2 separate regions of the Homo sapiens genome follow, and region 1 is linked to region 2. A link is a contact called in ENCODE Hi-C or POLR2A ChIA-PET data. All regions are on one chromosome and are shown on one strand. The core of a region is the stretch at or near the end of the contact, and the rest is flanking DNA. Distances in the headings are between cores, read along the strand shown.

The links. A loop is a pair of places that touch in the nucleus more often than their neighbours do. ChIA-PET counts read pairs that join two places held with the same protein, here RNA polymerase II (POLR2A). Pooled maps may share reads with other maps.
Region 1: a loop to region 2 is called in a map of CD4-positive, alpha-beta memory T cell, with 15 times the contacts of the local background. The contact joins the promoter of CRYBB3 here to the enhancer-like site in region 2. A Hi-C loop is called at or near these places in 2 of 168 maps with a recorded cell type or tissue (CD4-positive, alpha-beta memory T cell and endothelial cell of umbilical vein) and 9 of 50 pooled maps. POLR2A ChIA-PET finds 5 or more read pairs at or near these places in 1 of 52 experiments (activated naive CD4-positive, alpha-beta T cell).

The regions. Positions count from the first base shown.
Region 1 is chr22:25,198,157-25,201,389 of GRCh38, reverse strand. It overlaps CRYBB3 (crystallin beta B3), which reads right to left and starts at 1,532. Exons shown (of 6, transcript NM_004076.5): 1 at 1,481-1,532; 2 at 1-13.
Region 2 is chr22:25,129,215-25,132,817 of GRCh38, reverse strand. The region is part of intron 6 of KIAA1671; the gene reads right to left. Among named protein-coding and RNA genes, the nearest start is that of KIAA1671-AS1, 18 kb to the right of the region's middle. Within about 2 kb of position 2,022, at least 7 of the 41 ENCODE cell types and tissues checked have a DNase peak (open chromatin) inside an H3K27ac peak, as active enhancers do.

The DNA of each region.
Region 1 (3,233 bases), core at 283-2,782, 69 kb before region 2:
GGAACACCTCTGGCTTCAAACCAAAAGAAAATGGTTCACTGGATCCACCCGGGAGAAGCCAGGTGTTGATGTGACTGGAGTCCAGGATGAGCTACAGAGCCTTGCTGCCCATGGGGCGTGGCTGTAACTTATGATCGACATTCAGTCATTCAGCAAACATCCATTGAGCACCTGCCATGGGCCACGTGGACTGAGACAGTGGGATCAGGAGCCCCATTGTACAGAGGGGAACTCTGAGGCTCAGCAAAGTGAGGCCACTTCCTCAAGCACACAGTGAGGAAGTGGCCTGGGTCGGGCCTGGCTCCAAAGCCCGTGCCCTTTTCCCCTGATCCAGATGCTCCCCGAAACCCAGGTTTCTCAGAGCTCTCTGCAGATGTCCCACCCCCAGAACCTGGCTAAAGGGTGGGCTTCAGGGAGTTTCCTCTACAGGGGTCTCTCCCACCTCCGTACTCCAGGAACTCTTTTGTTCACTGGTTACTTTATTCAACAAATATTCCATGAGCACCTACACAGTGCCAGGCTCTGGGCTGGGTGACCAGGAGGGACAGGAGACCCCATATGTCGGGAGGTGGACAGACAGACCTCTAGAGAAAAGGCTTGTAAGACCAGGTCGTTGGACACCTGCTCCAGGTCAGTTTCCCTGCGTTCGGTTACTCATTCCTTAAGCATTTATTGAACACGACTGTGTACCAGCCACTTCAAGACCCAGACACCGACAGTTCTTCATTGCTACAGGGACAGTGACACGCAATACAGGCCCCTGCCGCAGTCACATGGAAGGATTCTCATCATTGTTGCACCCATGGACACACACAGGACTGTTCTGTTTGTCAGCACACACACATAGGTGCACACACTCGCAAAAGTTTCTATGGTCACTATCAGTTATATTTCACCCATGGGCTCACAGGACAGCTTCTTTCTCTCTCTCTCTCTCTCTCCTCACACACACACATCCCTGCCCATTTCAGACATCCACAGTGGTAAACAAGGCACCTACATCTACACCCCACATCCAACTGTTACCCACCCACGGCTCCCAGCACGGCCACCCCAGCATGCACAGCTGCACAGCCCACATACTCTGGATGTGGGCCTAACCATGCACAGCCTGCGGGCTGTCGGTTCTGTCTCTCCTAGCCTCAGCAGGAAACAGGGCTTGGTCCAGCTCACAGGGGACTCTCGGGGGACTTGGCAGGTACCATGTGTGCCCACTCCCCTCCCTCAGAGGAGCTGTTTTGGAAGGTCCCCTGCCCTAAGCACATGTCCAGGGGCTTGGACCCTGGCCACTGCAGACAAGGGTCCCTCGTTCCACCCCCAGCTGGGCTGTCAGGGTCCTCTCACTGGGACCTGACCCTTAAGGGAGGCGCTGTTTTTCTTTGCAGGCGGTCAGCCATGCGCGTCCCACAGAAACTACAAAAGGTCCGGGCCTGCCAGGGTGGCTTTTGCCTCCCCACCCCCAACCCATCCCAGAATGAACCTGTTGCTGTAGCCTCGGGAAGAACAGAGGAGCCACGGCCGTCTGCAGACTCGCCTGTCTTCGCAAGGGGCATGCTATTTATGAGCACTTTCTGACAGCCCAGCACATCCCAGCCTGCTGAGGCAGCACCCTGTCCACCCAATTCCATCCAGGCCACTTCACTCCAATAGCGGGTCCACGGAGGCCCCCAGTGCCTGTCTCCTCAGCCACCGTCTCTGATGACTTCCTGGGGACAGATGAACCTCACTGGCTTTGTGGGAAGCCCAGCAGCGCCAGGCAAGGGGCACGGTGTGCAGCTCTCCCGTGTCTCCCCACAACCACCAACTCCCTTTCTTTGGTTTCTTGGGGTCACCATTTCCTATTGAGTCACACGCAACCTTTGGAAAAATTCTAGTTCTTAAAGTGAGGGACCCCAGACACTCTCCAGTTTCCATGTGCCATGTGGCCTAAGTTTTAAGTCAGATCACGCTAACCATACTCTCCAACTTGGGCGCAAATCCACCCAACCGTTTCCATAGGATGCCGTCACAGAACTCACAGACTGACTTTCTTCATGTAGAAGACACGCACGAATAATAGCTACCATTTCTTGAACACCTACTACACGCAAGGCATTGTGCCAGCTTCACAAGCATTGTATGGAATTCTCATCCAGCCATCCTTAGGGGAGGAATTCTGATTCCACTTTATACATGGAGAAACTGAGTTCAGAGAGGTGAACCCATTTACTCAGAATCACACAGCAGAGAGAAGGGGCTGGCCTGCTCCAGGACCTGGGATCTTAGCCTCAATAGAAATAAAAGTGACCATCACAGTCAACTTATTTATGACCAAAGAAAAAAGGTAGATCCAGGTATTTTTATTTTATTTTTTAGAGATAGGTTGTTGCTACATTGCCCAGGCTGGACTCAAACTCCTGGGCTCAAGCAATCCTTTCTCCTCAGTGTCCTGAATAACCGGAACTACAGGCACGTGCCACTGCACCCAGCTTCCAGGAATTTTTTAAGTGTCTAACAAAGTATAATTTTGCCTGTAATCAATATCTAATAAGTGATTATTTTATGAATAAAATTATATTGGAGCAAAGGAGTGAGTTAACAAGGTTTTCTTTTGTTGTTGTTGGTATTTGTTTTTGGCTAAAATCCTCAAGTCAGCATAAAACCCAGTTACAGGCCGGGCGCGGTGGCTCACGCCTGTAATCCCAACACTCTGGGAGGCCGAGGCAGGCGGATCACGAAGTCAGGAGCTCGAGACCATCCTGGCTAACACGGTGAAACCCTGTCTCTACTAAAAACACAAAAAATTAGCCAGGTGTGGTGGCGGGTGCCTGTAGTCCCAGCTACATGGGAGGCTGAGGCAGGAGAATGGTGTGAACCCAGGAGGCAGAGCTTGCAGTGAGCTGAGATCGCACCACTGCACTCCAGCCTGGGCAACAGAGCAAGACTCCGTCTCAAAAAACAAACAAACAAACAAAAACACAGTTACCCTGTACCCCCTAGAGGGAGATGGTGGTGAGATGCTGTGGATGACAGCTGGACTCTGAGTCAGGCAGATGTGTGTGACCTTGGACGAGTTCCTGAAGGTCTCAGAGCTACTGTCTCCTCACCATAAATGGAGAACCTTCTCTCCACTTGGGCCATTTTGGGAGGTCATGCAAGCAAAGCACTGCGCACAGTATCTGTTATTTTTGACTTTTATTCCCAGCATCCTGCCTACTCTGGACAGTTCAAGCCAAGGGGCTACTTCCTGCTGA
Region 2 (3,603 bases), core at 773-3,272:
CTCCTAAAGTGCTGGGATTACAGGCGTTGGTATTCTTTATCCATGGAACACTCATTAAGGTGCTTCCATGAAGAACTCTGGGAAATGTCCAGGCTGTGAAAGTGAGGAGAACCTGTAACAGGGATCTTCAGTAGAGAGACAAGGTGGGAACAGCTGGCAGGGTCTAAGGTCACTTCCAAGCCCTGATATTCTGGAGATGTATCTATGAAATGTCCACTTGGACTCACCAGCCCCATAAGAGGTACCATTCACATGAATCTCACGTACTTCCCAACAGACTCCTGAAACACATTACAGATAAAGAAACCGAGGCTCCGAGAGGGGCAGAAACTTGCCCCCGGGTCGCTCAGGAGGTAACTGGCAGATCTGGGATTTGATCTGGGGTTTTTCTTACTGCACAGCCTGTGTTCTTTCTGCTATGCCCCCTGACCCCAGTGGGTCTCAGCCCTGGCTGCACCTTAGAATCACCTAGGAGCTTTTAAAACTCCAACCGCCTGGACTGCATCTCAGACCAATTATGTCAGATGTCTAGGAGGTGGGGCCTGGGTACTTGCATTGTTTGAGAACCTCCGTTCTCTAACAATAGTTTGCAAACTGGAAGGGTGAGTGAGAGCTTTAGTAAAGGTTTTGGAAACAATGCAAGCCCCTGCTTACAGATTATATGTGTCTTGTTAAGTTGCATTGATTTAAAACAAGTGGGGATCCAAGAAGGGACAAATGTGTCTGTTTTCTTTGAAAAGTGTGACTTCAATCAATTCTGGGAATAATATAACAGCACTCATAAACATCTCCCAGACAATTACCACAGCCATCACCACCACCATAATCACAACAACAATGGCTAACAGGTGTTCCTAATGGCCAATGCTGCGCTAAAGAGTTTCACACCCATCAACTCGTGTCAATCTTACAACTCTATGCGGTTATGCCCCGGCCATCCCCTTCAGAGGGGAAGACAGTGAGGCACCAAGGGGCAAAGTAACCTGCCCACAGCCACCCAGCCGGCAGATGGCAGAGCTGGGATCTGAACAGGGAACCAGCCTGCTCCCAACCTGAGATGCTTCAGTGAGAAGAAGGATGGCATCACCCTGTTCTCAGACAGCACAGAAAACTGTCTCCACCACAGGGCTCCTCCCTGACCCTGCCCCACACGACAAACAAAACAGGACACATGCAACAGGCAGGCGGGCAGCCAGGGCTGAAGGTGGCCCCCAGTGTTGAATGGCTTCCCAGGGTGACATCAGCCTGAGCCCATGCAAATGGCCTGTGCGCCTGACCAGGCCAGGGACCTGAAGGGTGACTTCATCCCTAACTTTCCCTCAGGGATGAGCAGCCCCGTGCCACCTGCCAGGCCCCAGAGGGAGAAAACCTGAGCCAAAGACCCTAGTCCCCTTAGAAGCAGCAGGGACCTTGCTAGGCCCATGGGTGTGGGCACTACCTGTGAGCTGAAGAGGTACCAGGCACGTGCCGGGCACTTTGTGCATCCTAAGCCCCAAACCTGTGCAAAACTCCAGTTCTGCAGAGGGTACCATGGGGGCAGGGAGGGAAAAGGGACCTTCGCAGGCTGTAGGTGTGTTCCCTGAGCATGGCCTCAGCTCTCCAGGGCTGGAAAACACCCAGATGGCACCCTCCTCATCACTGCATGGAAATCACCATACGAAATGCTAAGAACTCTGAGTTGGAAGCCCAGTCTCTTCCAGAGCAATCCCTGTGTGTCACTGGGCAAGGCCCCCACCCTGTTTGAAAGTCTCCTCATTTCTGACTGGGGGTGGTGACCAGCACCACATCACTGGTTTTCTACTTTCTTTTCCATTTTTGAGCTTTAGAAAAAAAATCTCTTTAAGCAAAATCATATTAGTCCAATATATTAAAAACCTCAAGGAGCAACCTTGGTTTGGGGTGTGGTGGGTAAGTTATGGGAGGTGGGGCCCTGGAATCTTACCTCTGTCTTCCTGGTCACCCATGCCTTGCCCCTGACATTCAGGCATGGGACTCTAAGCCTCTAAGCTGTGCTATTTCCCCAGGAGGGACAGGCTTCGAGGGCAGTGGGGAGAGGAGCTCTCCACCCAGAGGCTGGGTCACCTGTGCTGCAGGTGCCGGGAAAGGCACAGCTCCGAGTGGAGGCCCAGACACCAAGGAAGCAGGGAGTGTAGAACTCATCTAGATGTTTACGATTCCTCACCCTTGTCTTTGACAGTGTCCCCCGCCCCTCACAGGATGGGACTTCTTTTTTTAGCAATTTGCCTGTATGGAATCTTTTCAAAGTGTTTAATTAAGTTTTCAGAGTATGACAAATCTCTTTCTCTTTGCAGTTGTATCTCATACATTTATATAACAGCTAATCGGGTTATGTAATGACGATTACAAGTAGTACAATTGGCATGAAGAGGTTTGGGATCAAATACGATGGATTCTCAGTACACATTCTTTAACCTACTCATTCATTCAAGAAATGTCTATTGAGAGCCAGAAAAGCAGGGACTAAGTGGAAAGGGGCTAAGGGAACTTTCTCTGGGAGATGAGAATGTCCTAGATCTTAACAGGGTGTGACTTACACGGGTATGTGCATTTGTCAAAACTCAAGCTATACCTTTATGATATATACCTTTTGCTGTATGTAAATCATACCTCCAAAATATTTATGTATAACAGTTTATGTATTTATTTATAATATTCTTATAAGATAGCAGTAAATATAATCATATTGATAATAATTGCTTATTTATTTAAAAAAATTTTTATAGAGCTGACATCTCACTCCGTTGCCCAGGCTGGTCTCAAACTCCTGGGCTCAAGCGAACGTCCTGCCTCAGCCTCCCAAAGTGCTGGGATGACAGGCATGGGCCACTGCACCCTGTCTGTTAATAAGCACTTTTAGAGCCAACTATGTGCCAGGCACTGTTCTATGAGCATTGTATACGTCAACAGATGTATTCTTCACAACATGTCCATAACATATTGTTATTTTCTCCATTTTAGAGCTAGGGAAATTGTTGGGCATGGTAACCTGCACCTATAATCATAGCTACTTGGGAGGCTGAGGCAGGAAGAGTCCTTGAACCCAGGAGTTCTAGCCTGAAGTAAGTGAGCTAAGATCATGCCACTGCACTCCAGCCTGGGGAACAGGGCAAGACCCTGTCTCAAAAAAAAAAAAAAAAGGAAAAGAGAAAAGAAAGGAGGAGGAAACTGAAGCACAAATGCCATCAAGCAAGCTGCTTAAGTCACATGCTGGTAGATTGCAAAGCTGGGAAAAGCTGTGATTCAAACCCAGGCCTTCTGGCTCCAGAATCTGTGGGTTTTTTTTTTTTTTCAGATGGAGTCTTGCTCTTGTTGCCCAGGCTGGTGTGCAATGGTACGATCTCGGCTCACTGAAACCTCTGCCTCCCGGGTTCAAGTGATTCGCCTGCCTCAGCCTTCCGAGTAGCTGGTATTACAGGTGCATGACACCATGCCCAGCTAATTTTTGTATTTTTAGTAGAGATGGGGTTTCACCATGTTGGCCAGGCTGGTCTCGAACTCTTGACCTCATGATCCGCCTCCCAAAGTGCTGGGATTACAGGCGTGAGCCAACATACCCAGCCCAGAATCTGTGCTTTTAGCACT